2 separate regions of the Homo sapiens genome follow, and region 1 is linked to region 2. A link is a contact called in ENCODE Hi-C or POLR2A ChIA-PET data. All regions are on one chromosome and are shown on one strand. The core of a region is the stretch at or near the end of the contact, and the rest is flanking DNA. Distances in the headings are between cores, read along the strand shown.

The links. A loop is a pair of places that touch in the nucleus more often than their neighbours do. ChIA-PET counts read pairs that join two places held with the same protein, here RNA polymerase II (POLR2A). Pooled maps may share reads with other maps.
Region 1: a loop to region 2 is called in a pooled map, with 4 times the contacts of the local background. The contact joins the promoter of AP1G2 here to the promoter of TEP1 in region 2. A Hi-C loop is called at or near these places in 2 of 50 pooled maps. POLR2A ChIA-PET finds 5 or more read pairs at or near these places in 2 of 52 experiments (OCI-LY7 and activated B cell).

The regions. Positions count from the first base shown.
Region 1 is chr14:23,565,389-23,569,422 of GRCh38, forward strand. AP1G2 (adaptor related protein complex 1 subunit gamma 2) reads right to left here and starts at 2,403. Exons shown (of 22, transcript NM_003917.5): 1 at 2,351-2,403; 2 at 1,723-1,931; 3 at 1,174-1,298; 4 at 890-1,031; 5 at 676-772; 6 at 428-504; 7 at 218-313. The coding sequence starts at 1,926. JPH4 (junctophilin 4) reads right to left here. Exons shown (of 6, transcript NM_001146028.2): 6 at 2,650-4,034. AP1G2-AS1 (AP1G2 antisense RNA 1) reads left to right here. Exons shown (of 4, transcript NR_110555.1): 3 at 68-2,034; 4 at 2,301-2,688. RefSeq lists enhancers at 1,616-1,705, 1,736-1,975 and silencers at 2,456-2,505, 3,495-3,594.
Region 2 is chr14:20,411,686-20,416,392 of GRCh38, forward strand. It overlaps TEP1 (telomerase associated protein 1), which reads right to left and starts at 1,816. Exons shown (of 55, transcript NM_007110.5): 1 at 1,720-1,816. It also overlaps the pseudogene RNA5SP382. RefSeq lists enhancers at 654-1,570, 680-849, 1,400-1,469, 1,970-2,019.

The DNA.
Region 1 (4,034 bases), core at 1,153-3,652, 3.2 Mb after region 2:
GCTTAAAAAAAAAATTGTTAACAAACTGTATTTTCCTGACTTTTAGGCATTCCCTCTCCCCTCACAGGTCCTGGGATGACCCGAGCAATCCTGTGCCTGCTACTCTGCTGCCCAGGACACTGAGAGAACCAGTGTTCTCTGGGAGGAAACCACTGGTCATGGTCTTACTGCTATGCCCTCTCTGATCCAGGGATACAGCAGTGAAAGGTCACCCCACCTGCAGGAAGGGGTCGCTGACTCCAGATATGCTGTGTTCTGTGGAGTATCCCATTGTCACCAGAGTCCGGAGGATGTGTACCAGCTGGGGTACCACCTGGAGGGAGGGCACAACTTTGGGCATTCGTTCTAATCCTCTCCAGCTAAAGCCCCATTCCTTCCCCACTGACCCTGTCTTCCAGGCCCAGGGCCTGCCCCTTCACCAGCCCACCTTTCGGAAGTGCCTGAGGGCTGCAGGGCTTCGTTCGCAGAGCTCCGTGATCAGCGTGATGGTGCCCAGCAGGATGCCTGGGGTCAGCGTCGGGGAAGTGAATGGTGGGGGCCAGGGGCAAGAGAGTCTATTGCGTGTGTGCCTGTGTGTGTGCACTACCCTTCTCCTGTGAGCTGGGGTTCCCATCCGATTTTCAATTCTTCTGTCCATAGACCTGAAGCAAAGGATGGGGGGCCCCACAGCCTTACCATGGTGACGCTCATGAAGCAGTTGGGCACAGGGTGGGAGGAAGACACTGGAGAGTTCAGGGACCTTCCGGATCATGTGCACTGCAGTCAGAATAGCCTGCAGAGGTCAGGGGCCTCAGACAGGGGTCAGAGGAGATGGACCCCTGCATCTACTACTATATAGCACGCAGCAGGCAGTGTGCAGGAGCACGTGCCAGGAGTCCCGCCATCTCACCTTCTTGCGCACGTAGGGACTGGGCTGCAGGAGCAGTTTCTCCACCTCTGGGGCCAGGTCTCGGCACATCTCAGCAGAGCCCATGGTGCTCAAAGTGCACAAGGCCAGGCCTTGTACTGGCTGAATCCCCTGGCTCAGGTCACTGCAGGGTTTGGGAGGACGGTCAGTCAAACCTCTGAGAAAATCAGTCCTTTTCAATACCCACAACAGGCAGTCCCCTGGGATTTCCAAGGTCCCTACTCTCCCATCTCCCTGATTCCAAGTGATTGCCAGAACCCTCTCACTTCTTGATGCTGTTGGTAATGAGCAGGTGGGCATCGTGCCTCTCATCCAATAGAAGCATGGCCCCCAGGTAGCCCACCCTCTTGTCTGTGAATCTGGAGGAGGCGATCAGTTTCAGGCACTCCATCTATAGTGAAGGGGGCAGACCAGGAAGAGGCAGGGGTGAAACCATAGACACTCACATCCCTGTTCCATCTTCCTCTTTAAAACCAGATTAACCTGTGGGGCATCATATCTCATCACTCTCCCTTCAACAAGAGGAGAAGCTTAGGAAATTCAGGCGTTAGTGGGTAGGAGGAACTAGGAGTTGAGGAGGATGGGAGCGGAGAGGAGGAGATGCCTGCCCTAAAGGAGGCTGGCCAGAGAATGAAGGGTTCAGGCCAGCTGATGACCAGTAGGGGTAGCAATGGGGAAAGAGGTTTGCAGTGCAGGCTGTGAAGACTCTGAAATTGTAGAATTTAAAAAACCAGGGCATAAACAGGTGAGAGAGTCTGGGACTCTGCCCCACTAGCCTTCATCAAGCTCAGGAGGGAGGTATTCCTGGCCAGTACCTGTCCAAAGTGGGCGGGGTAGCCCAACATGTGGACGTAGAGCAGTTTGGCCAGCTGCCGGTGCCTGTGCACTGGGTCCCCGTCGCGGAAGGAGGCCCGGATGTGGGCACACTCCTTTTGGATCACCTCCCGCTCCTGGGCCTGAGTCTTGGCCCCGCGAATCTCTTCGATGAGGTCCTGAAGCTTCAGCGAAGGCACCACCATCCTGACTGGCAGAGTCCGGGAGTGGAGAAACACTCTCTGGTCGGGCGTGCCTGGGCTTTCGGCCCAGGCCCGTCCTGTGTCAAGACCCTAAGAGCCCGGGTCCCACAGGTACCCTAAAATTGCGCCCGCATTTTACCTTTCCCGAAGTGGGTCTCCAAATTCCGCGCCCACCCCACCGCCCGAGAAGCCCACTACGCATGCGTCCGCACCCCACCGGCGCCCCTTCCTATTGAGCATGCGCGGGAGCCCCACCTATTTCTCTCTACCGTTTCCTCCCCCTACCTGGTACCCCATCCCTAGCTCAGCCATTGCTTTTTTTTCCACGACCCTCCGCTGTTTCTTCCGCGAGCTTCCTCCCCCGATTTCCATCTCAGGCAGCGGCAGCGGCAGCGACAGCCTGCCTACCCCAGGACTCCAGCCTCACCTGGCTTCTGCCTCAACTCCGCTCCTCTGCCCCCCAGCGCTTCCTGGTACGGGGCCGAGCAGGGGTTGGTGCTCCGTGCGGTCCTTCCCTCTCCCCGCCTCCACCACGGGACCCCGCCCTCCTGGGCCGACTGCAGAGCCTTCCTGAATCCTCTGACCTCGGGCCTCAGGCTTTAGCGGAGAGACAGCATGATAGGCCTGGAGTTCTTCAAGAGGCCTCCTCGCACATCCTTACCACCCGGAGAGCCTCAGTTTGGATTTGAAGCCATCGCACCCCAAAGGAGATGACAATCCCCCCCCTTTTTTGAACTTTTTTATTAATATATTTTTTTTGTTAAATTTCTTTGTATTTTTTTCCTGCAAGACTTGGTGTTGGCGGCACTGTTGTAGTTTAACTTCAATCCCAAATTCCATGAAATAGAAATCAGAAGTAAAGGTTGAGAGGGGAGGAAGGAGGGAGGCAAGCCAAGGAATAAACAAGAGTTTGACTAGAAAAAAAGAAGAGGGTATGTGTGGTGGGCATTCCTGGGCAAGGCCATTCCTTGAGGGAGGGGGTTGGCAGGCAGCTTGCCTCTGCCTCATGCAGGGGAGGGAGGAAAGATCCCCTGGGGACCCTGCAGTCCCCTCTTCCTAGGGCTTCCTGCTCCCAGGGGAAAAACTAATACCAGAGAGGGATCAGCCACAACCTCAAACAGGGCTCTCCACCCACCTGTCACCCGGGTTTGACTCCCACCTCTGCCCTGCCTGGGAAGCATGTGAGATCAGCTATCTTTGATCCCCTCCTTCTGTTGTTTTCCCATTTCACAAGATTCTGATGTAAAGGGGGAAGGGATATAACCCATTTTGGGACTACTAAACTTGTCACAGCTTCTGCTTCCATGTGAGCTCCTGTTATCTTGTCTGGTCCTATCCCCCAGAAGTGCCTCCTCCCACCACAACTCCCAGAGTTGGGATGTGGGGGCCTTGCTCAAGTGCCTCTAACCCTCTGCAGTAGAAATGTCTTCTTCAGGCCCCTTAGGAATTTAATCAAAGGCCACAAGTGAGTCCAGACCAACCAAATAAACTATTATGGGGGAGACAGAAGGGTGGGAGAAGTCAGTGGCAAAGTCTGGGCAGGGTGGACTTGACTGCATTGGATATTCTCTGTTCCTTTACACGTTGCTCTTGGCATGGCATGCCACCAGAGGGGGCTGGAGGAGGGGCTGGCCGATGAGGAGAAAAAGAGGGAAATGCTGGGGAGTTACTCTACTTTTCACTTCCCTTCTCTCCTTCAGGGAAGGATGGAATTGGGCAGTAACCCAGCTCAGTGCTTGGAGGTAAGATAATAGCCTCCAAGATTAGAGGTGGAGGATGCACCTCCTGCAGCTTTTTCACTAGGCCTCAGAGGGACAGCAGGCCCCTTAGGCTAGGGAGCCACAGCAGCTCAGCCAGTGCCTTGCCCGACATTCAATCACTCCTTCTTCATTTTCTTCCTCCTCTCCATTCAGCTTCCAGGAGTCTCCTTAGGACACCAAACCCCCACCCGCAGCGAAGTTGAGGTCTAAAGAAAAGGTGGGAGGGCGTGGAGCAATGGTCTGACTTAGATTTGTGTGTCTCAGAGAAGACAGCAACTCTGAGAGAGAAAAGCCCTTCATATGTAAACAATCTAGAGAAAGAAGGGGTTGGGATGGGGAAGGGAGTGAGGA
Region 2 (4,707 bases), core at 566-3,065:
AAAAAAAAGTATATACTGTTTTGTGCTCAATTTTCAGAGTGTCTATGAAGCCCATTTATGGACCTCCCAGGATCTCCATAAACTGAAAATTAGAAACCTCTGCCTAACAGAATGCTTGAATTATACCATCAGGAACCTATTTTCTGGCTGGGTGTGGTGGCTCACACCTGTAATCCTAGCATTTTGGGAGGCTGAGGTGGGAGAATCACTTGAGGTCAGGAGTTCAAGACCAGCCTGGGCAACATAGTGAGACCTCTATTTAAAAAAAAAAAGGAATGTATTTTCTTACTTATTTGGACAAAGGCTAATCTCTCATTCATATGTAAATATTTTGGGAATAATATTGTTAAGTCAACCACCTAAACTTAGTGTGAAAAAGCTTAGGGACAAAAGTACAGAACACTTCCAAGAAGACCTGAATGACTAACAATCCAGGGCCAAAAAGGACAACAATATCTCACTGGACGTCAGTGTGACAAACACGTAAAAAATGATGGCTTCTGTGCCCAATACACTTTGCTCATGTCGTTGCCCTATATAAGCCCCCAAGGAAAGGAGTGGGGAAACTCAGAATTGACTCAGATTTTTTTTAAAAGAGATCTCAAGCCAAAAATAAACAGAAAAATAAGGACAGTTTATTTGAGCAACATAGTGAGACTGTCCTATCCTTAAAAGGACAGTCTCACTATTTTGCTCATTTTATTGTTTTGCACCCTGGAGTTTTTGAAAGGAGATTCGGCTGAACCACAAATGGAAAGTTAAAGTTCCGTCCCCACTTCCATCTCTAGTTCCCTTCTCTGGAAGTAAACATTGCTCACAGTTTTATACTAACAGTTTCACAGTTTCTATGCATATGCAAATACATGCCTTCACCATCACCACTGCTTTTGCTTTTGCTTTACACAAACAGGATCATAAGTTAGATGCTATTCTGCACTTAGTATATCTCAGAGACCTTGCCCTGTTAACACATTAATACCCACCTCACTCTTTCCTTTTTTTTTTTTTTTTTTTTTTGAGGCGGAGTCTGGCTCTGTTGTTCAGCTCACTGCAATCTCTGCCTGCCGAGTTCAAGCGATTCTCCTGCCTTAGCCTTCCGAGTAACTGGGATTACAGGCGCCCACCACCATGCCCGGCTAATTTTTTTGTATTTTCAGTAGAGAGGGTTTTCACCATGTTGGTCAGGCTGGTCTCAAACTCCTGACCTCAGGTGATCCCCAACCTCCGCCTCCCAAAGTGCTGGGATTACAGGCGTGAACCACCGCGCCCGGCCTCCACCTCACTCTTCAAGTGGCTGTATGGTAGTCTAGCACATTTAAGCACAGTCTGGGTTTCTATTATCACAAACGGTTCTCATACTACCATTTGTTGGTGACAGCCACTGTCCCCTTTCGATGGGCACACAGGGCAAGGAAGTAAGAGGGGATGATTCTTACGTGGTCTCTCTTCCTGTCCCTCCCTCTCCTTCAGCCTTCTCCTCCTCCTTTCTCACCTCCCCTTTCACGCAGTATACACTCCCTCCCCTTCCCGGAGCCGCCGGGAGGAGCAGGGTGGATGCACCCCTAGCTGAGTCTCGGGTGGTTCCTAACCGGCCCCGCCAGGCACTTCCCACCCAGCTCTCAGCCTCAGAGCCCAGCGCCCTAGACCCAGGGCCAGGGCAAGTTCTGCCTGCGCTCGGACCCTACCTTAGACTGGGGCTGGAAACCCTGGGTGCCTGACCTGGGGCGTCCGATTCCCGCAGCAGGAAGCAGAAACTTCGCTCTGGATTCTGCCGGTGGGAAGGGTGGCAGCCGGGGGAGGAGCCGGATGCGGATCTGAGAAGAGACGGTGCGGGCGGAGACTCTCGGGCCCGGGCGGGGCGCAGCAGCTGCTGGAAGGGCAGCGAGCCGAGGGCCGGGCAAGACGACATGCCAGGGCTGCGACGCGAATGCCCAGGACCCCTGCCGCCTTTTCTGGGGCCCGAGTTTAGTTTGTTATTGTTTCTATTTTTTTTCCCTTTCTGGTCCTATTTTCTCCTGTCCCTAGGGCTTCCCCCTCTACCAAATTCGTCTCCTCTGGCTAATTTTCGTCTTTTTTTCTCCCATTAACTCTTCAAACACCGTTTCCTGGAAAAGATTTTAGCATGCTCGCTGCCTAGCTGTACACCTCTCCTTCCTAATATCAAAGACGGTCAGACTCAATTCATCCTAAAGTTCCTTTGAGGAACTCCTTAAAAGGAGACGGAAAGCGGAAAGCAACCGCCTGTAACCAAGTGTAGACATCAGTCAATCAAAGTTCGCTGAACTGAGAGCAAGTGCCTCCCCTCCTGTTGATCAGAAGAGAGATCCGTGGATCACACAGAATCTATCTGGAGCCATCCTGAATGATTAATGCTGAACCCTTTCCAGGAAGATGGAACCAGGCTTAGGAAAGAGACAAGTGACCCTTAGGTTAATAATCCTAGCTTCATAAAGAGAGGACCAAACATAGTAGCAGGAGAAATATGCTTTCTGCCTTTATATAAAGCAGATTAGCTGTCTTCTGGAAAATATCATTGCTTTCCTTAGAGAGGTACCCTTGAGTCTCAGGTAACAGCTGAGCTTCCGCTCAGAATTGAGGGCATTCTGTCCTCTATTAACTGAGCCAGTACCCCTTTCCTTCCTTAGAAACCTCTATTGCCACCAGTCCCAACACTCCCTGCAATGGTCTTTATGTTTGTGTCTCCCCAAAATTTATATATTGAAACCCTAATCCCAATGCGATGGTATTTAGGGTGGGATCTCTGGGAGGTCATTAGGTCATGGAGTTTAGAATACTCATAAATGGGATTGGTGGCCTCATAAGGAGAGACGGAAGAGCTAGCTAGCTCTTTTTCCACGATATGAGGATACAAGAAAACAGCCATCTGCAATCCCAAGGAAGACCCTCATCTTCAGAGGCAGACCATGCTGGCAATCTGATCTTGGACTTCCATTCTCTAGAACTGTGAGAAATAATATTTGTTGTTTAAGCCACCCGGTCTACGGTAATTTGTTATAGCAACCTGAACTAAAACATTTCCTTTTTATAACAAATATTTTAAAGCTCTTTTTATTTTTCTGAAACATAATTCGTAAAGAATGTAACTTACCCCCACGCACAATTTTAAACCAAAATTTAAAGACAAAAAGTAGAGACAGGGTTTTGCTATGTTGCCCAGGCTCTCTACCTCCAGGGCTCAAATAGTCCTCCTACCTTGGCCTCCCAAAGTGCTTGGATTACAGGCATAAGCCACCATGCCTGGCCAAAAAATTAGTAAAATCTCTTAAAGAGATATAAAGGAGTCTACGGCCATACCACCCCGAACGCGCCCGATCTCCTCTGATCTTGGAAGCTGAGCAGGGTTGGGCTTGGTTAGTACTTGGATGGGAGATAAAAGGAATACTAGAAAGAATATGACTTATAATTAAATACTATATGTTTAGATATGTAAATGTTTGTGTATAACATTCAAGAAGACACAATGTGGTACTCAGATATATGCATCTGTATATAAAATCACCTGGAATGTAACAGCTACAAATGCAGAATGATACAGGCATTATAATGGCGATTCAAATACCATGAACAGAATTACTGATGTGGTATGATTTTCCAGAATACTAAATAGCTTTTGGCAGATTTTCAAACAAAACAAGGTATGATCATCCCATGATTTTCATGGTAGTTGCATCCCTGGAAAGTTCAGTGTGTATTAAAACTACGCATAAAATGCCTTGTGTTTATATTTAAAATTAAATTATGGTCAGGCACGGTGGCTCACGCCTGTAATCCCAGCACTTTGGGAGGCCAAGGTGGGCAGATTACCTGAGGTCAGGAGTTTGAGACCAGCCTGGCCAACATGGTGAAACCTTGTCTCCACCAAAAATACAAAAATTAGCCGGGCATGGTGGTGGCCGCCTGTAATCCCAGCTACTTGGGAGACTGAGGCAGGAGAATGGCTTGAACCCAGGAGGTGGAGGTTGCAGGGAGCCGAGACCACACCACTGCACTCCAGCCTGGGTGACAAGAGCAAAACTCCGACTCAAAAAAAAAATAAAAAAATTAAGTTAGATCCTAATTAAAACAAGTTTTCAGCTACATGAATGACTGGCAAGTTATTCAAAGTTAAAGATGCGGAAATGTCACTCATTGTGTGGTAGTGTCCTAAACAGTTCCTGAATGTTGAGCTATCCTGGGCCCTACCCATTTAAATGTGTAAAATCATCCTAATTATTGTGAAAGCCAAAAACACCCCCTAGAGGGCAGTACCACTCACATCGAAAACCTTCATTAGTGGTCTGTTTAGAGGAGAAAGAGAGGAGTTTGGTGAGGGAACACAAGAGCTAGGAAACCTGAAAGAAAGGGTTACGTGAGGTGACTACAGTGGGAGCATATTGAGGAGAAGGAAGTGAGGGGAGGGATTGAAGGAGTCCACACAGGGCCTTTCTTCTGAAGGCCAGCTTTATAAGGCCTCTTCCCCATAGAATATGCCTTAGATAATAATCCCAACCTCAAGACCTCGTAGTCTGTGACTCTCTGTGGGAAACACCTGCCCCACCAGTGAAAGAACAGCATATGCAAGCCCTTCCATCATATTCCCATAAATATCAGACCTGAGAAGACTGGCAATACAGGAGGGAAGGCAATTGGTGATGGCTTCCTGATTGGCTTTGAGGATCTAGTTTTACTTTCTGGTTTCCTGAAGCA